Linked DNA regions of Homo sapiens: region 2 is linked to region 1. The links are chromatin loops, found by intact Hi-C in ENCODE. Cell type or tissue: chondrocyte. All regions are shown on one strand. Links, peaks and the distances in the headings refer to the core of each region. The heading gives the core; the rest is flanking DNA. Region 1 overlaps ARHGAP25 (Rho GTPase activating protein 25). Region 2 has its middle 79 kb from the start of GFPT1.

What was found. Peaks named below come from ENCODE experiments on the same cell type or tissue, not always from the same donor. Only the 100,000 strongest peaks of a DNase experiment are listed, where the experiment ranks them.
Region 2: a loop joins it to region 1, with 2.7 times the contacts of the local background. A loop is called at or near these places in 2 of 110 quality-filtered maps.

Annotation. Positions count from the first base shown.
Region 1 is chr2:68,747,201-68,757,717 of GRCh38, forward strand. The region is part of intron 1 of ARHGAP25 (Rho GTPase activating protein 25); the gene reads left to right. It overlaps LOC105374790 (a long non-coding RNA gene), which reads right to left. Exons shown (of 3, transcript XR_940225.3): 2 at 6,518-6,588; 3 at 6,287-6,375. Among named protein-coding and RNA genes, the nearest start is that of ARHGAP25, 18 kb to the left of the region's middle. In chondrocyte, for the core only: a CTCF peak has its summit at 4,719 (motif pointing right); a DNase peak (open chromatin) is centred at 4,728.
Region 2 is chr2:69,302,654-69,313,170 of GRCh38, forward strand. No RefSeq gene overlaps it. Among named protein-coding and RNA genes, the nearest start is that of GFPT1, 79 kb to the right of the region's middle. RefSeq lists enhancers at 3,460-4,199, 4,685-4,734, 7,850-8,352 and a silencer at 4,305-4,454. In chondrocyte, for the core only: a CTCF peak has its summit at 4,851; DNase peaks (open chromatin) are centred at 3,195, 3,957, 4,338, 4,862 and 1 weaker place.

The DNA of each region.
Region 1 (10,517 bases), core at 1,114-9,113:
TCCTTGACACTGTGCCCCCTGGCTTTCCCTTACCTCATTAGTTACTCTTCCTGAGTCTGCTTTCATGAAGTCTCCTTCTCTACCAGATCTCTTAACAATGAAGTGTCCCAAGCAGGACTGGCCACATCATTCGTGGAGCCTAGTACAAAATGAAAATGTGGGGTCCCTTGATCAAAAATTATTAAGAATTTCAACATAGTGACAGCAAAGCATTACACCAAGTGCAGGGACCATCTAAGCATGGAGTGCTGTATGAGTGTACAGGTTTTCTGTGAAGCTGGCTCCGGTCCCAGGGCTCAGTCCCCCGTCCTCTTCCGTTTATCCAACCTTAAAACCTTTAAAGCCCTTTCCATGGCTTTAAGTCCTACCTTAACTTTCATACATTAGCTCCAACGTCTCTTCTGGGTTCTGGATGGCCCCACATCTCCACCTGAATATCTCACGGGCTTCCCTCCCCCAGTGTGTCCAACACAGAATTCTGAATCATCCCTCTTCCCACCCCTCCACACCCAGTTCACCTGCCCTTTGCAAAAGGCTCTACTATTCACCGAGTTGCTCAGGCTAAAAACCTAGAGTCATCTTCATTCATGTTTTCCCCTTCCACTCCAGATCTAATCCACCAGAAAAGACTTTTGGATTCACCACCAATTTATGTCCTTAATCTGACTATTTCCGTTATCTCCAATGCTGTAAACACTGCCATTTCTTGCCTAGTCTAGGAAATAGTTAGCTGACTTGGCTTCCTGCCTCCACTCTTGTCCTGGACCATGTATTTTCTGCACAGTGGCCAGACTCGACATCTTTTAAAAGTGGAAATCAAATGTGTCAGTTCCTCATTAAAATTTTCAGTATACTTAGGATTAAATTCAAACTCATGATCTATGCCCGTGGGATCAGGCCCCTTCCCCTCTGTCTCCACCCACCTGTAGTCCTCTGCTCCTCCCACACTGTGTCCCAGCCACACCCTCCTTCTATTAACAGTTTTCTGAACATCCAGTGCTCATAGCCACCATCTCAAGGCCTGTCTGCTGTTCTCCCTGAAATGTGCTTCCCAGATCTTACCATGGCCTTTCCTCCACTCCATCCAGTTTTAGTTCAAATATTATCTCTTCAAAGAGGTCTTTCCTGACCCTAGCATATAATTAGCTGTAATTAGCCCCTGCAAATCCAATCTCTCTTTATCCCATTATCTTACATTTTTTCTTTATACTGTTATTTGTGCCTGAAACGATCTCATTCCTTTGCATGTTTGCACTAGATCATAAGCTTCTGAAGGCAGGGCTTTGCCTGTTTCATGCACTTTTAGATAGTCACTGCCAAGAACAGTTTCTGTCACATTACAGGTATCAAAGAGATTTTTGTGGAATAGCCTGTGGCCTGTTAACTTTTCTGCAGCCCAGTGAAATTAAGTAAGTTAAAATGAGTCCAAAGCATTTTTTTTTCCTGTCCTTATTAGTGATTGAACAACAGTTTGGTCCAGAGAGAGATATTTCTGACTTTCTTATGGAGAGGGAAGTGGGGCTTTTGGTTTCTGAAGCTAATTTGGAACAGCATGTGGGTGACTGAGCATTTAGCTATCCCTGAGGGCGGTCAGGTCTTAAGTCATTAAGGCTTAGACTACTGAACAGAGCTACAAGGGGTATGTCTTGCTCCTATAATCAAAGTCTTCTTGATGATTGAAACTCAAGTGTGGGCAGAGAAATCCTTCAGACTCAGGGGCCCTGGGAAAAGTAGCTCTGCTCAGGAATCCAAACATGAGAATTAAACCTCAGTTTTGTAGTATGGGCAGTTAGGTTTAGTGGGTAACTGTGATTAGAGGCGAGGATGGGCAAGGGAGAGGAAGAAAGAAAGACAGAGAAGCTTAGAGAGAGAGGGAGAGAGATACCAGCATACAGGGGTGAGGGAGAGGCAGATGGAAGGAAGAAGGAGGAAGAACAAGTGGAGGATGGATGTGGGTGGAAGAGAGGACCAATTACATTGGGCCCTATGCTTAGAAGGGTTCCACACTGAATTTGTTATTTTGTTGTGACCATCCTAAAATTCTTAATGATTTTTGAACAAGGGGCTCTACATTTTCATTTTGCACTGGGCTCTGCAAATTATGTAACTGACTGACATTCTGCCACCTTGTATCACAGGAACTAGGTCATCTTTGAGCCATCCCTTGGCCTCATGACCTCCTCCTTCCCCAACTGACTGCACCGTCAGTCCTGTCCACCTCCTACCTAGATCTCACATTCATCCACTTCTCTTACCTCCCTTTCAAGCCTAGATTCCACTGTAAGCCTCTTAACCATTTCCCGTCTTGCAGTTTTCATGGCCTTTAATTTATTCTCTGTGAGCACCCCAGTGCTTGCGAGTGTCGATAGCTTTGTCGATCAGAGCAGTCACCCTGAGGCTAAAGGGAATCATGCAAAGGCAGCCTCAGTGCTTGAGCTGAACATTCTCAACTCCTGCACTAAGTTAGTGGTTACCAAACGTGGCTGTCCTGGGGAGGTTTAAAAAAATTCACCTGCTCAGGTTCCACTCCAGAGACATGGATTTAAGTAACAAGGGCTGTGGTCTAGGTATTCGAACTTTTCTAAGCTCCCAAGTGACTGGATATGCAGCAAAGTTTGTGATCTGTGCCATAAGTGTTGCTAAGACCCAGAGCCACAGCACAATGGCAACACATTCCCAAAATGTTTGCAATTTTGTTACTTTATCATAGTGGTTTTGAGTTTTGCAAAATTTTCTTCTCTAAAAATATACATTAAAACATTATTTAATATTCCAGAGTACAGCTTTGAGTAACCTGGCCCTTTTTTAAATTTTATTTTTTAAAGAGACAGGGTCTTGCTCTGTCGCCCAGTCTGGAGTACAGCTGTGTGATCACAGCTCACTGCAGCCTCAACATCCTGGGCTCAAACAATCCTCCCACCCCAGCCTCCCAAGTAGCTGGGACCACAGGCGTGCACCGCCATGCCCGGCTGATTTTTTTTTTTTTCTTTTTGTAGAGATGAGGTCTTGCTCTATTGCCCAGCTGGTCTTGGACTCCTGGCCCCAAGTGATTCTCCCACCTTGGCCTCCCCAAGTGGTGGGATGACAGACATGAGCCACTGCGCCCAGCCCCATGAAGCCACTTTTTTTTTTTTTTTTTGAGATAGAGTTTTATTCTTGTCACCCAGGCTGGAGTGCAATGACATGATCTTGGCTCACTGCAACCTCTGCCTCCCTAGTTCAAGCGATTCTCCTGCTTCAGCCTCCCAAGTAGCTGGGACTACAGGCACCTGTCACCATGCTCGGCGTATTTGTATTTTTAGTAGAGACTGGGTTTTGCTATGTCGGCCAGGCTGCTCTCAAACTCCTGACCTCAGGTGATCCTCCCGCCTCGGCCTCCCAAAGTGCTGGGATTGCAGGCACGAGCCACCGCACCGGGCCGAGCACTTTTTAATTTTTGGAAAATGTGTACCTCCACTGTGAGAGGCGTCTGTGTGTGTGTGTTGTGGTTTGAGTGCCCTGAATTAGTTAAAGGCATTCCTTCTTCTCTGAGGTTCCCTGCAGACCGGACTGTCTGTGATTCTGCAGATGTCAGGGCTGCACAGAAGAGGGTGGAGGCCGGGCCGGCCCCAGATCCTGCTCACACAGGGAATTAGTGTCAGAAGTGACGTGTTAAGGGGTTACTGAAACCAAAGGTGAAAGCTTTTTGCTTATAATGTGAGTAGTGAGGAGGAGGCACTAATAATAGTTATTAATGCCACTTGTCAACAGACCCCTGGAAAATAGGACAATACATCCTTTCTCTCCCAGCAAGTCCAGCTGACATTTATTTCACCCGCTTTAAGCACGAATTACCTGTGGAGTATCCTAGAAGGACTTGTTTTTGGAATAACATTGCAGACTCCAAAAATTGTCTACCATTTCTGACTCTTTCAATGTCTTTCACTTGTACACAGTGTCTCATTCCATCCTAAGAGGGGTTAAAGGATGCTCATCCTCACGCTGAGCCCAGGGAGGGTGCAGGACTTGCTCACTCACCCAGCCAATGGGGGGTGCTGGCCTAATCCCAGGCAGTATTCTGACTCCCAACCCAAACCTATTGTTGGTCCACTAGAGACTTTGGATAGAAACCAGAGGAGAATAGGAAGGGCCAGGAAAAACTCAGGCATGTAAAACAAGGAACCAATTTTAAGGGTGGAAAGCTAAGGTGGAGATACATAGCATGTATAAATACAACTAAAGAGCCACGGGCATTTGGCACATTTTAGAGGACAGTTAAGACTCTTACTATCCTCCAGTTAGCAGTAGATTTCCTCCTATTCGCACACCTGCCATTGCCATTTTCCCTTTCTGTTCCAAACGACTTCAGAATGGCTTACAATTACACCCAGCTAACATCTGTATCAGGTTTATATTCAGTGTCTTTCCCTTTGTGTCCATGGATTAGCTTCAGTAAGCCCAAAACCCTCTAGAAATTGTGTGAAAAATTATATGCATATAGGCAGATTCTCAAAGGGGCCTGTAATCTCACAAAGGTTAAAACCATTGCTTTATGTTTCCAAGTACAGAAAATCTCCTCATTAAGTAATCCTGTAATAATTAGTCTTCCTGGTCTGGACCAATCCAAGAGCGACAGCTAACCGGGAAAATCCTAGAATGGCCTGCTGAAGGCTGGTCCTGGCCAGCCACAGGCCTGCTTCCTGTTCATTGCGAGGTGTAAACTGACGCTGGGAGTGGCCACTAGATGGCGGCAAACTCAGCCAAGTTTGGCATGGGCTTCCGTTGGCGCTACCAACTGGCAAGCTGTGCAGGTTCCTGGCATCCATTTCATTAGCTTCAAAATAACGCGACCACGAATAGTTGATTGAATTTTAGACCCCACGTAAAATTCTTCTGGACCTCACTTATTGTGTTGGGGCAGGGATTTACTGTTCTTTCAATTCACTTGGTCTTTAAAGCATAGAGGGCAGGCAGCAAAATTACCCTCCACGTCCTGACATCTCTAAGGGAATAAAGCTTGGGACTGCTATAAATAAGGAAAACTTGTTAAAGTTCATGAAATCAGCTATGGAAATTGTGGAACATAAGTCATGGTTCCATTTGTTTTATAGAAGTGTAAAAAATGAAATCTGTTCTTCAAGATAGAAAAAAAAGAGAAATATTATGAATGCCATTTAAAGGAGACACCTGCCATTTCTGTTTCCAAGTTCCCCTGGGGCCCACAACCTTTTATTTGATAGTAGGTCTCCAGAAGAGCAGTGGCATTATTGTTATCTCATAGATAAATGTAATAGGCCTCCTTAGGGCTGTTTTCCCAACTCCACCTTTCTAAGGGCTCCTGACCCAGTCTCCAAGGATGGTCACTGGCTTGAACTTTGGCTTGAACATTCCCCCTTGGACATAGCCAACTAGAGCAGAATGAACAGCTGACTCAAGCTGTGTCTATTTCATTTCTCCTCAGTCTGAGGTTCACAGAGAATGGGCATTTGTAAGTGAGTCCTGGAAATCAGAGGGCACTAAGAGGAAGGCCTTTGAACTCTGTTGAGAACTCAAAACCTGCAAAATGTGCTTGATTTCTACTCTTCCTGAGCCATGATTTCCAACCCCCCAAATTTCCCTAGATTTTGTGAAATAATATACTATGCTTTAAAAATTACACACACATAAATATTATATACATAGTATATATACAAAGAGAGAGAGAGAGAAAGAGAGAGAGATATCAGGGATTCCCAATCTCATCACTATTTTGATCCAGATAATTCTTTATTGTTGGGGGCCATCCTATGCATTGTAGGGTAGTCCCTGGACTTTACCCAGTTGATGACAGCATCAATCCTCCCAGTTATGACAACCAAAAATACCTCTAGACATAGCAAAATGTCCACTTGGGGTGGATGGGGGGGGTGATAAAACCACCCCCCAGTTGAGAACTATTAGCTATCTATCCTTCTATTTATCTGTATCTAGATTAAACCAACTTGATTTGGTACCTGTTTCTTGCAACCAAGATATTAACTGAGACAATGGGAAAATAAAGACGTAGAGAAATTATCTGAAATGCTCATATAGTAACACAGCAAGTTGCTGTATGGCGGAATCAAGACTAGATCCCAGAGCTCCTGAACATTAGTGGGTTTTCTGCTACTTTCCACAAGAGAACTCCTGTGCAGGGTCTTTAACCACACCAACTTGCCCAGCATCTTGCTTTCCTTTGTATTAAAACCCAGTACTACTTGAATTATGGAAGGAAACACTCCTGGCTACATTTTCTTATTTGTTTGGGTCATCAAAATAAATAATGTGGGTGGGGATCATGGTAGGGCTTTCTTCACAGGAAGTTGAAGCAGTGTGGGTTTGTTGCCAGGCGTGGCATCGCATGGCTTTCCTTAGCACCTGTGAAAAGAACAAAGCTAAATGATGGGGTGCTATCTGTCCACTCTGAAATGTTACTCCCGGATCACTGGGGTAGATTTAGCTTGATGTTGCTCTTGAATGTAGTCTTTCCCACGTTCTCATGTTTTTTCAGGTTACTTACCTCAACAAGTCGCTGTAGAATAGTAAATATCACTTAATTTTTTTCATTCAGAACTTCAGAACTTGCATTATCTGTGGAAACATTTGAAGGTCAGGAGGAGGTGAGAATGTCAGCTCTGTGTAACAAATGTGCAATAAATGTGAGCAAATGAAAACAATGTTTTTAAATGGTCATTCGGTAAGATGTATTTTTTTTTTTTTTTTGAGATGGAGTCTCGCTCTGTCACCCAGGCTGGAGAGCAGTGGCCCAATCTCGGCTCACTGTAAGCTCTGCCTCCCAGGTTCACGCCATTCTCCTGCCTCAGCCTCCCAAGCAGCTGGGACTACAGGCGCCCGCCACCATGCCCAGCTAATTTTTTTGTATTTTTAGTAGAGACGGGGTTTCACCATGTTAGCCTGGATGGTCTCGATCTCCTGACCATTTTGAACTGCAATCAGGTGGGTTTTGTTAAATACATACAGCCACGTAACAACCACCACAATCAAGAGTTCCATCACTGTAAAAAAATTTTCTCCTCTCATCTATTTCTAGTCAGCCCCTCTCACCCAGCCCAAACCTTGGACAACCACTCATTTGTTATCTGTTCCTATGCTTTTGCTTTTTTCAAAATGTCATATAAATGAAATGATAATGTGTGTTTTTTGAAGCCTGGTTGCTTTTATTCAGCACAATGCATTTGAGATTCACCCATGTTATGACTTGTATAGATAGTTTTGTCCTTTTTATTGTTGAGTGGTATTCTATTGTATGAATGTATCTATTCATCACTTGAAAGATATTGGGATTGTCTCTAACTTTTAGACATTACGAATAAACTGTTGTAAATATTTGCTTATAAGTTTGTGTGAGCATAACGTTTTATCTCTTTTGGGTAAATATTGAGGAGTGCTACTGCTGGATCATATGATAGGTATATATTTAACTTTATAAGAAGCTACCAAATTGTTTCCCAGAGGGGCTGTATCATTTTATGTTCCTACTGGCCATGTATAGAAATTCTGGCTGTTTCTAATTCTCACTGATCCTTGATATTGTTAGTTTTTTAAAAATTTATGTTAGTTATTCTAATATATTTGTAGTAGTATCTCATCTTGATTTTAATTTACATTTTCCTAATGACTAAGGCTGTTTGGCCTCATTTCATTTGGTAAAGTCTCAGATCAAAATTTTGCTCATTAAAAAATTTTCTTGTTTTCTTATTGTTGAGTTTTGTCCTTTTTCAGATATGTGATCTGCAAATATTTTCTCCTAACATGTGGCTTGCTTTTCACTCTCTTAGTGTTTGCTTTTCATTCTCTTAGTTTTAATTTTGATGAAGTCAAATATCATGTTTTTCTTTTATGGATTGTGCTTTTGGTGTCAAGAGTTGTTTTTGATAACCTCAATCCAGTATATTCTGTAAATATTGAATACATTTCATAAATATTACAGACTCTTTGAGTCTTTTGTTCAACTCCTGCTTGCAATGGTTTGCAAACATTTTCTTTTATTTTTTCTCTCCAGCACTGCCCACATGAACACACCCACACACTTAAGCATTATAAACACAGATTTCCTGTGTTACTCTGAACTCTCAACCCTCCTTTTCCAGGCCTCCTCCCAAAGATCATAAAAGCCACATTTTCCAAAATATCTTTTATCACTCAGAGAAAAGTGCTGGAAGATTGTAATGACCAGTGCTATTTTTATGGCAGAACACTCCAAAATAAAAAAATATATATCATACTGGATTCTCTTTTTCAAAATTATACAAGTTAATTCAAAATGGCATTCTGAAAACTCACCGCCCGCCAATCCATCAATCCCAGGTATAGCATAATACATGCTATGTATTAACTGAATTTAATGTTAAAGTCAATTAATTAGCTACATTTATCTATTTGCATTTTGAAACCTCTTCCCATATATTAAAAGGAACAGAAATTTTTGCATGCTTTTTTCTTGAGTCTGAGTACAACTTCTACCTACCGCTCTTGCGTCTGATTTTAAGTTGGCTTGTTTCACAGTTGATACAATAAGAAAATGCTAAGAAAGAGGAGTGGGGGTAATGGTTGAGTTAAAAAGTTGAAAGAGGAAAAATTTGATTTGTTCTTGAGCACACGGAGCAAATCCCTTTCTTTTGTTTCTACAATTTTACGTTAAGATATTTACTATTTCTTTTCTAAATGTATCCTAAACAAGCTTATTATAAAACATGTTATTTTATGTTTGATGAATCTCTATTTGGTATATGCATTAAATTTAATGAAATTATACCCTTAAAATATAGCTCATAGAGGATTATGTGTACATGGCAGAATCTATCCCGCCACCTAGACAACAATTACTCTTTCCAAGTCTGTCTGATGTATCTATTTTGGGACCCTGGTGTCTAATCAAAATTGGCAACTTCCAGAAGGAGGCTTGGACAGTGAGTTGTACTTAATTTCAGTGAGTTTCAGCTCTTAACACAATAGTGGCTGCACATCCTCTACCCCTAGCCCTGTGGCAGGCTTTCCAGATGTGCATACATTCCAGTAGCAGCTTGTGCTCAACGTGCAGGGGCCGAATGGGAAAAAATGAACCCTGTCCTACAAATAACAGGGATCTATGTTGTGATCACTGATGCCTGCCTCTGAACACAAAGGTACAGACAAAGAAATGGCAACCATGTGTTTGCAACTCTCCCTATTGTTGTAAGCACCTCCCCCTCTGGCTGAAGTGACTTCCAGGGGATTTAAAGAGCTTGTGCCTTTTCCTGTGTCTCCTTCATTTTTCTCCTTTTCCCTTTTTGGGAGCCAGACATTGAAGACTAAGACATTCAAAAGCAACCACATATATGGGGTAAGTTGGAAAGACATTGAACTTGCCCAGGGGAAGGTGCAGCCTCAGAAAAGACCTAAGAAGACTCTTAAGTGTGCAGTTCAGGCTGATCCTTGGCAACCTACAACAATTACAATAAACAAACAAAATCCAGCAAATCCTTGAGGAAGGGAGACAATCTGATTTCCAGAGTTACCATATCATTAGATTCAGATATCCAGTTGTTAGCAAAAAATTATGAGGCATAAAAAGAAACAAAAACGTATGGCCCACTCAAAGGGGAAAACAAAGACCAACAGAAACAGTGCCTGATGAAGACCTGATGGCACATCTACTAGACAAAGACTTTTAAAAAAATCTTAAAGATGCTTAAAAAACTGAAGGAAAATTTGGAGAAAGTCAAGAAAATGGTGTATGCATTAAATGAAAATATCAAAAAAGAGATAGAAAACATAAGAAAGAAACTAAAAAGAAATGCGGGAGCTGAAAAGTACAATAACTGAAATGAAAATTTTAAAAGAGGGATTCAAAGGCAGATTTGAGCAGGCAGAAGAAAGAATCAACAAACTTGTAGATAAGACAGTGAAAATTATCAAGTATGAGAAATACAAAGAAAAAAATATAAGAAAAGTGATCAGAGCCTAAGAGACATCTGGGTTACCATTAAGTGGACCAGCTTACTCATTGTGGGAGTCCTAAAAGGAAAAGAGAGAAGGGTGCAGAGAGAATATTTGAAGAAATAATGATGGAAAACTTCCCAAATTTGATGAAAGACATGAATATAAACATCCAAGAAGTTCAATGACAGCTGATGAACTGAAAGAGACCCACATCGAGATACACTATAATCAAACTATCCAAAGTCAAAGAGAATTTTGAAAACAGTGAGGGAAAACTGATTTGTCTCATACAAGGAATTTTCAATAAGATTATGGGCAAATTTATCGTCAGAAACTTTGAAGGCCAGAAGTAGTGGTCTGATATATTTAAAGTGCTATTTTTTTCAGCTGTCAACTAGAAATTTTATACGCAGAAAAAATATTCTCCAAAAGCAAGGGAGAAATTAAGACATTCTCAGATAAACAGAAGCTGAAGGAGTTTTTTACTTGTCTTTGCAGTAAATGCTAAAGGGAGTCCTTCCTGCAGGTTGATATAAAAGGACACTAAACAATAACTTGATGCCATATGAAGAAAAAAA
Region 2 (10,517 bases), core at 1,190-9,189, 560 kb after region 1:
AAAATTAGCTGGGCATGGTGGTGGATGCCTGTAATCCCAGCTACTCAGGAGGCTGAGGCAGGAGAATTGCTTGAACCCAGGAGGCAGAGGTTGTGGTGAGCTGAGATCGTGCCATTGCACTCCAGCCTGGATAACAAGAGCAAAACTCCATCTCCAAAAAAAAAAAAAAAAAAAAAAAAAAGGAAGAAGAAAGCAGAAAAGGAGTCATTCATAGCAGGGGCTGTCTATGAGTGACTACAATTAATGTAGAAAACATGAGGCTATAAAAGCAAATAAGTGAAGGACACAGAGTATTCCAGGAGAGAGTATCAACGTGCTGGAAGCTACAGAGACAGCCAGTAAGGGAGGCTCTGAAAAGAATGAATTCAACAAAAAAAGACCACTGGTCTCAGAGGAGTGTCAGGGAATAGCTGTACTGCCTAGGGTTGAGGAGTGAATGGAAGTGAGGAAAAAGGGAAAAGAGTTTAAGGAAGAGGAAGGGCAGGTGCTAACAAGGAGCGTGCGGCGTGTGCAGTCAAAGGAGGTGCTTTTTTAAATGAGAAGCCCATGACATGCTGATGGATAGAATCCAGAAGAGAGGCAGAGGCTGACAATTTAGAAGACAACACAGAACTGTCTCCTTCCATAATAATAGAATCCCCTGGCTTTTAAGTGGGCATTTAATTAACCAACTAGAGTCTACATTTCCCAGCCTGCCATACAGCTGGGTTGCTTGTGTGACTTATTTTGAGCCAATGATATCTCAGCAAAAGTTAGGTGTGAAATTTCAAAGCTATTTGCTTGAAGACATCTGCTATGGACACATCCTCTCCCTTCCTGTTGGCTGGGAAATTGCAGCAACTACTTTTGACCTTCAGATTTTAAACAGACAAATTGTACTGTATGAAAATAATACCTTTTTCATTGAGATGAGGTTTCACTATGTTGCACAGGCTGGTCTCCAACTCCTAGCCTCAAATGATCCTCCTACTTTGGCCTCCCAAAGTGAAAATAATACCTACATAAAAAATAATTAAAATGAAATGTTGATCCTTCATTTATAACAACAATAAGGAAAGAAAAGAGTGGTTATCATTTTTCAAGACATATTTTGTAAAATAAAAAGCTGGGAAATTTATATGAATCCCCAATTTTTTCCAAAATTTTCAGGGCTGAGAAATTAACAAGTCTGAGAACCATTGTATTCATTATCTATAGCTGTGTAACAAATTATTCCCAAATTTTGCAGTTGAAAATAATAAACATTTATTTTCTCACAATTCCTGTGAGTCAAGAATCTGAACTGGTGTAGCTGGGTCCTTGGGCTCAGGGTCTGTGATGAGGCTGCAGTCAGCTGGGATGTGGTCTCATCTGAAGGCTCATCTGAGGGAGGAGGGCTCACTTCCAAGCCCTTCATGTGGTTATTGGCAGAATTCAGTTATTTACAGGCTATTGAACCAAAGAACTCAGCTCCTTGCCTCACAAGTTTCTCCGCAGGGCAGCTCACAACACAGTACCCAGCTTTCAGCAGAGTGAGCAAGTCAAAGAGCAGGACAGGGCAAGCAAGATGGAAGCCAGGGTCTTTTTAGAGGCTGCCTACAGAGCCTCCTGCTGCCTGCCTCCTCCTCCCAGATGCAGGAGGGCCAGGTTTGGCAGGGTGGTGAGCCTTCTCCAGTGTGACAGGAGAAAAGGAGAGGCTAGGAGCCACCATGCCTCTTTGTGCAGGTGAGTCGATGGGAAGCTGAGGGATGGTGGATTGCTGGCTTCTATTTTCACCCCAAATTAGGGCAGCCACCCAGAATTGAGGGCAGGCAGTTGGGGAAGGGGGTGGTAGGAGAATTGAGAGGAATGGGGAGCTTTCAAATAGCTAGGGTGGAGAATAGGAGACAGATGAGAGGAGAGAAAGCCATGGAAAGTGATGCTGTAGCTTGGACCCAAACCTGGAGAATTTTTAAACTCTGCATAAGCTGTACTTCAAGGATCCAGCAGTTTACTTCCATATGAGTTGATGCCTAAATTCACCCCAGAGTCAGATTTGCCCTTTTCTAGGAAAACCATCTTGAGTGAAGCAAATGCCCACATTATCCCTGAAGGTAACTGCGAAGCCTCCAGGAATCTGAACGCAGATGTTCCAGGCAGACATGAGTGCTGCCTGATCTGAGGGTGGGTGGAGGGAAAGGAATGCACTGAGCTCCCGACATCCCCCCGTGCGCGGCTGATACCCGAGTGCGCTGATAGCAGCTGTGGCTCTGTGGAGCGCAGCCTGCAGGGCCCAGGGTGGGGCTGTCGCTGAGGGTGGGGCTGCTGTCGCTGAGGATGGGGCTACTGTCCCTCTCTCTCTCCGCAACTGGATGAACCCCACTGTCAAGTGTCCTAGGCACAGACAGACCAAGGCACAGAAATGAGAGGATCTGAGTCCCGGGCTGCAGGAAAAAGGAATTTCCTCTTCTCTTTGGGCCCGGGGACAAAGTAAAGGCTGTCCCAAAGGTGAATGGAAGTCCTCATCCTCTCTCCTGAATATAGAGAGCAGGTAGAACCCTCTCTCTGGGGGAGAGATGATGGCAGCTACAACTCTGCGGGGGGTCCCCATCTCCCCAAGGATGCTCCTATGGCCCTAGTAGCCACCACCCTGGGAGGTGGACTGCACCTCACTGCCCTGTGCTTGTCCAAGCCTCCAGGACGGTCCTGCTAAAAATTTCAGCCTGATCTCAGCTGCGTTACAGGGCCTTGGAGAAAAGCCTCCTCATCCCCTTGCCCAGAATACCAGAAGGGACAGCAGCGTCCCTCTTCCAGCCCAGGGCAGCCACGTGCTGACACGATGCAGAGGCCAGAGCCCAGAGCCCTGGACCACACACGACCAGTTCTTCTAAGACAGCAGGCTGAGCAAGGCCTGGGGAGTTGAGGCATGCTGCAGCAAGGGGTGGGGGGGGGGGGGGCGTTGGAGGTGAGGGTCCTGAATGGGCAGGTGGCATGTGAAGTGGATTGAAATGGGAGCTTATATTAGCAGGTGGCTGCTGAGGGTCACATGTACTGGTCAAGTCATTGCAAGCTGGTCAGGCACTGGGGTGGGCAATGGGTGGGGCAGTCAAGACTGAGGCATGGTCAACCCATTTCTGCCTGCAGTTTTGTGTGGCTGGGACATCCCACTGGCATCTCCTAGCCCAGCTCCTTTCGGACAGCTCTGCAGTCAGACCTCAGACAAGCTGCCAGTGGGGGTTAGCGGGAGACCTGGCCACCTGAGAGGCTGCGCGACTTCCCTTTCTCTACCAGGGCCGTCGCTCCTGGAGCAAGAAGCCGGCATAAGTGGGACCTCGAGGTCCAAAGCGACCTCAACATCAAAGAATTCAGCACTGTTTTGAATAGCCTGAACCAGCTTCCAAATCAATGCAAAATCCACTCACCTAGGGGCCTCGTCTTAGCTTAGCCCTTGTCACCCCCAGCCCGGGACCCTGAGGCGACAGCAGCTCACCTTAGAGACACCAACATTCTTTTCTGGTCCCTAATGCGCTGTGGACAGGGAAACAACCCAGCCTCGCTGACCTCAGCCATCTTCCTGTGCCAAAAAAAAGGAAAGGAGCCAAAAGGAAGAGAGGCGGGAGAGACCACATTTTAAGGAGAAAGATATTTACAGATAGGCTCCCTCTCCTGCCTTCAACCCCTGAGCTATAAAGCCTTGAAACGTTGCAATTTGCAATCAAATGTCAGACACAAAACCTTCTGGCTGGAGATGCAGCCGTGCCAGCTTCCTGAATTCTCTCCTCAATGTCGGCTGCGTGGGGATTTAAACTCATTTAAACTGGTGGGCCTGGGACCGGCTGTATCCATCAAAAACCAGGAAGGGGAGCCGGCGCGGGGCGTGCACAGCTGTAGGAGGGCTCTCTGTGTGCGAATCCAGGCCCTGAGTTCGCACGCCCACCTGGGGCGGTGGTCCAGCCGCCAGGAACCCGCTTCCCAGCCGCTCCCCCTCACGCAGGAAGCCGGGACTCTGGGCGCAGCTCTCCCGGACCACGGCCACGTCCTGGCTCCAGCTACGGAGGCAGAAAGAAGCCACAGAAACCTAAAGGACAGGAGGGGAAACTGAGCTTTCCGCGTGGGTGCGGCTGCCCTTGACACCCGCTTGGGGGCTCCGGAGGGGGAGGCAGGGCGGCCCCGCGCTGAGGGTGGAAGCGTGAACATCCGAGCAGAGAGAGCGGGGAGGGGCCGTCCGGAGAGATGCCCCGCTGGCCCGACTGTGGCCCCCGGGAAAGACGCCGGTCCCGTGAGCACCGCCCCTTCTGTTGTCTCCAGACGCCCCGCTGGGATCACTGCGCGCCGCCGCAGCTTCCCCACTACCCGTTCCAGAGCCACACCCTGGGGTGCGGCCGACACAAGATACCGCAAGGCCGGAGCCCCTCTGCGACCCCTACTTCCGAAGGCCGGGCCCCGGGCGCCTGCAGCCTCTTCCGCACCCGGCTCGGCCGGCGGGTCTGGGGCTCCCGGCACAGGTGGAGGTGGTGGCAGGTAGGAGGCGCTGCGGGGACACTACTGTCCCTGCCCTCCAGACGGCGCCCCGGGACGGCTGTGCCCCCAGGGCCTAGAAAAGTGCCTGAAGCTCAAGGGCCGCTCTCTGAGGGAGAGGGGACCGATCTGAGTGAGATCAGGGAGCGGGCAGAGGGGCTTGGAGGGGACCAGCCCAGAGCACCCCCACAGGGTGTCCCTTGGGTCCTGCCCTAGACTGCGCTGGATGGATTCTGCACACCCCACATTCCAGCCTCCCAAGACCATTGATGCCCTGTGTTTGCAGGCATGGCGCGCCCCGCAGAGCGAGAAATGTAAGGAAGGGCACAGGGCCGAGACGCGTGGCCGCCCCTTAACTGCGCTTCCTCTCGACTCTCGGGGGCTTCGCGGCGTCTGTGCTCATTCAGGCTGGGAAGGCGCTGCCCCCGTGTGGCCGCTGCCCGTCTCCGCAAGGCTGTCGTGTGGGGCGCTCCTCTGCTGTGACCAGCGCGGTTTGTGTGATTCCGCTCCCCCGCTCACACCCACCTGTTTCAGCACTGTTTTAAATAGCCAGAACCAACTTCCTAATCAATGCACCTGGGGTGGATACGGCGCGGGGGTGGGGGTCACAGTAACACCACAAAGTAGCATTTTTCTGGTTCGGCTCCACCTGGAGAACTGTGGGTTCTGCGGACCCCCGAAAATTCCAACCAATTACCAAGTAGTTCAGAAGTTCCAGGAGTCTGGGCCACTGTGGCGGTCGCCATCTTCTCCTGCTGAGGGGCTGAGGTGCCCATTGCTGTCCCTCTCTTCCCGGTGCTCTCAGTGCTGAGCTCCAGCATGCCCCTGTGGAAGGCCCTGCCACAAAGCCTGGCTGCTCCACGCTCCCTGACTCGGCTGTCCTCAAATCCCCCTTCCCCTCTGACAGCCAGTGGTTTCTTTACATCAACTAGGTGCCCCCAAGGTTAGACTTTCCAAGGAAGACCCCGCTCCATTTACACGGTGGTTTCGTTTTACATTTTTAAGCAACAGTTCTCTCAGATATTATTAACAGAGAAAGCATCGTTTGGGTATAAAAGAAGAAGGCCGAGAATGAGGACATCTAGACCCCAGCTGTGGTGTTCTCCAACCAGCGCTGTGCTCCTGGGGGTCTCTCTGGTGGCTCTGTTTAACAGGGGGTCACCTGCTGAAATAGATGGCTGTGGTGTTCATGGCAGGGGATATGAGGATCTTTTAGTGCAGAAGAAAGTTTAGTGGAAAGGAGATGGTGGAGCAGTGAATGAGAGAGTGACCCTGTGGTATGTGGTCCCAGCCCCACTCAGTGCAAGAACTGAGCCTGGTAATACCTCAGGAGCAGCCGCTGTGGGGTGACCAGCTTGCGGGGCAAGGCATGGGCCCTGAGGAGAGGGCACAACAGGTGCAGACGATTGCTAACCCAGACCCGCAGAAGACGTAATGGGCTTCTTCCTAAACACACACGCAAACTCCTGGGGACTTTGATAAATGCCTGTGGCATTTGGAGTGGTGGAGGAGGACACCAATGTCCTGTCGTTATGAAGGACCCCAAAGCTGGGGGAATTAAGCCAAAATATGGACCCACAGATTGGCTGCTGCTGGCGATATTCACAGGAGGTCATGCAGATTCTGTCTGGGATCATTGGAGTCCCGATGCCATGTCTACCTACATCATGCACGTGTGACACCCTTGGAGTAGAACCAGTTTATTCACAGGGTAACCCTGGCAGTGGCATCTGTAGAGAATTCTGGAGCTTGCAGCTGGGAGGGACCCTCAGTACTCCCTGCTGGCTCTGGAGACCCCAGAGGACAGTGAGGGGGCAACAACTGAGAGGACCTCCTAGGCTGCTCTGAGCTCCTGGGCAGGTCTAGAGAGGTGGCTGGATGTTCCAGAGGGAGGAAAAGGCAAGTGGCTTTGCCCAAGCTGGCTGGCATTTCTGGTCACTCTGTGTCCCTAGAGAAATGCCTGAGAACACTCAAAGTCCTTAGGTCAGACCCAACATGTCTAAAAAGACGGAGTCTTCCTGGAGACTATGGGGAAACTATGGAGAGGAGGGTCACAGGGATTATGTCAGATGTGCCAGAATCTGGGATACAGGCACACAAGCTGGGTCGGTGATTCCTGAAGCCAGGTTACCCTGGCATTTCCAGTGACACGATCCAGTTCTAAGTCCCCTTTTGTGCTTCAGTTCCATAGAGTAGGGTTTCTGTTACCCATAACCAGAGGAGTCCTCTCACAATACAGGATTTGTTAAGTCTCCACACATAATTAGATATGGGCTAACAGGAAGTGGACATCTCAGGCAGTGGTAATCTGAAGGCTGCGGTGCCACTCAGAGAGGTGTGGTAGGTGCTGTGCAAGTTGTATTGGGAGTGTGAACTGAATTACTGTGGCAGTGTCTACTTCTGAATGCTGGGTGTGGCTGGCCCAGGAGACTCTGGACCCAGGAAAAGCCTGTTTTGCATTTTCTCATGCAGGTTCATCTCTCTTACAATCACGGACTACCTCTCACCCTGCACTTCAAGATACCAGCACTTAACACTTAATTCTGAAGTGTATTGGGTGCCTGAAAACAACCACATGCAATAATAAAACTCTCCCCAGTTCCAAATGGCTTGAACTAGCGACACACAAAGAGAGGGAAGAGGCCCCTGTGGATTGAAGATTATTAAATATGAAGTATGTTTGTCAGGAAAAAAACCTTTGTTTATATAAACAGTAGAAGCGCCGCCATGGTAACCCTGCTGGGTTTGCTCTGCAGCCCGTAAAGGCCTCAGAGCCAAATTACCACCTCCTTTTTCATTGCTAGCCTACATTTTTAAAAAAACATCTCCAGCCAAAATTCCATGATCTGCCTGCTTGGTTTCCAGGCTCAGAAAATATCATTTTAAAAGGACTTGGGAACCAGTTAGAACCGCTGCCGATGCTTCTAAATGAAAGCTCATTTCTCTCACACACACTCTCACACACAAAGACGCATTTTGTTTGCCAAACTACAGTATGCTTTTCCCTTTTTATGTAACCCAAGTTTCCTTGGGCCTCCCAAGCCTGCAGGGCCGATGAAATGACACTAACATGTGACCCACAGGAACCCAGATCCCATTGGCTCCAGGTGTTTCTCCCACTTGCTTGCAAGGGCCTTGCCTCCTAGGAGGTCTCTGAGTCCTCTGGGTCGTGTGCCTGGATGTGGCCCTGAACAAATCCACTGCCAGACGTAGGGCGGCTTGTCTCCGCAACAGGGCCCGATAGGACCTGCATCACCTCTGTGCTGTCCCTGGAAGTCAAAGCACTTGGTGGTGGGTGAGGAGGCTGCTCCGAGGAGAGCCCCTCGCCTCCCTTTGTGCTACACTCAAGAAACACGCCCCAAACCAGGCCGCTGTGCCCACTGCCTCACAGGCATTGTCAGCAGATGACCTTAGAGTTTACTCACATGCCCCGGCCAACCAAAGATCCCGGCCACAGATCCCAGGGCCAGTCCAAGTGGTGGCAGGTGGCCCTTCTCCGCATTAAGCTTCCTCCTGTGGCTGAGGGCAAACTCATCATTTCTGCCCTGCAGGAAGCTCCTCAGGCCCTCCCCACAAGAAGTCTTTTGGGTGGCCAGGCCGCCCCATTCCGACATGTCCAAGCACATCTGTATCCACTTAGCCCCAAGTGGGGTCCCTTCTCCAACCTCTCCATCCGAGAGAGCCCATTCAAGAAGGCAGGTGGGAGAGCCACCCTCTCCGTGTGGCCGCCTGAGGCTGCCGAGAAGCCAAGCTGGGCCTGAGCTCTGGGGGAAAGGATTGCTCCACTCCAAGGGAAAAGAAAATTGACATCAGATTATTTTCCTACATCTTTTCCCACTTTTTAATATTTGCCACATTGCATTCCACATTCCAATCTCCAAAAGGATGGGAGCATTAATAATATAAAAGAAAGAAGTGAAATTAACTCGACTCTAGAACTTTTATTATTTTCAAGCATATAAAGCATGAGATTTATGGCTGAGCATAAAGTATGTCTTTGACTTGAAATGTTCTCCTAGAGATACATTAGGGAAACAGCCTGATATGGAACCAGACCTGCAGAGATACTGTGATGTTGCAATAAGCCAAGTTAAAGTTATTTATTGAGTTTGGTCAGTTTTGGTATTTCTCTGCTTCTCTTACTTGGCTGGCCATAGTTTTGCTTACTTTTCAACGTTTTTAAAGTTCTTCATTTAATAGAGAATAAATAATGCTGTCTCTGTCTCTTGATTTTCTACTTCCCATTCACATTTCTGATGAGTTTTACCTTCCACATGTTACAGGTATTACACATGTTACCTATATTGCAGCATTAAAAGCCCTTTTATAGACATTCTTTCAATGAATATGTGTGTAAGATCTTCATTTGCTTTTTCACACCTCAACTCAGGATTCATTTCACACATTTCTAACTCAACCCAGGGTAGACGGGAATCAAAATGACTTTCAGATAAGGGCAAACTGGCTTATCCTGGTGTTTCAATCCAAACATAACACTGAGAAAATGATGTCTCTCTCTTTAGCTCTAGCACCAATCCTCAGAGCAGGGAAAGAGAAGCTAAACAAAATATTAGCATAAATCTGGACTTTTACATCATTACTTTCTTCAAAGTGTTATAAATATATAAGCAACTATATGCAAGGTCCTTTTGCCCCTATTATTTCACTGAGATCCAGGTCTGCGTGAGCACACAGTGCTCCCTCCCATACCAAGGTTCAAACAATAGATTTCAGTGGCTCTGTCCACATATATAAAGAGAAAATGGTTCCTGAACAAATTTCAATGAACATTTCCCCCTCCAGGAAGACAGAGTCGTGGCTCCCGCACACTCTTGCCTGAGGTTGTACAATGGACACAATAAAACTATGAGATCTAAAGATGATGTTTCGGCCAGGCGTGGTGGCTCACACCTGTAATCCTAGCACTCTGGGAGGCCGAGGCGGGTAGACTGCCTGAGCTCAGGAGTTCAAAACCAGCCTGGCCAACATGGTGAAACCCTGTCTCTACTAAAAATACAAAAAAATTAGCCAGGCGTGGTGGCAGGCACCTGAAATCACAGGTACTTGGGAGGCTGAGGCATGAGAATCGCTTGAACCAGGGAGGTGGAGGTTGCAGTGAGCCAGGATCACGCCACTGCACTCCAGCCTGAGTGACAGAGCAAGACCCTGCTCAAAAACAAAAGCAAAAAAGCAACACACAAAAAACCCCCTACCTCTTAGAAACCAAGAAGAAGAAGAAAAAAGTTCTTAACCTGATAGAGAGTATCTACAAAAGTCTACAGTAAATATAATGATAAAATGTTGAAACCTTTCCTTTGAGATCAGGGACAAAACAAAGATGTTTCCATTACCATTTCAGTTCAAACTGTAATGGATGCCCTAGGCAGCACTGTAGAGCAATTTTTTAAAAATACGTAAAGATTAGAAGAAAAGAAACAAACGTGCTGTTATTCACAGGTAATATGAGTATATACCTAGAAAAATCCATTAGAATTAACAAGTAAGTTTAGCAAAGTTGCAGCAAACAAAAATCAACACAGCAAATTTCACTGGATTTTCCATAACAGCAACAAACAGCTTTTAAAAATATATCATTTTAAGAACAACAGAAAATATCAAATACCTAGGAATAAATATAACGAAAGATGTGCAAAGCCTCTGAATTGTTTCCTGTGGCTGCTGAAACAAGTTACCACTAACTTGGTGACCTAAAAACAACAGAGATTTATCCTTTCACAGTTGTTCTGGAGACCAGAAGTCCGAAGTCAGTATGACTGAGTGGATGCTGGTATGGCAGCTCTATGGGAAAAATCTTTCTTGTCCCTTCCAGCTTCTGGTGGCTGCTGGCATTCCTTGGCTTGTGGCTGCATCCCTCCAGTTTCTACCTCTGTGGTTAAGTGCCTTCTCCTCTTTGTGTCAAATCTCCTTCTGCCTCCCTCTTACAATGATACCTACAGGCCCCACCCAAATAATCCAGGAAAACCTCTGCATCCCAAGATCCTTAACTCAATCACATCTGCAAATACTCTTTTCCATATAAG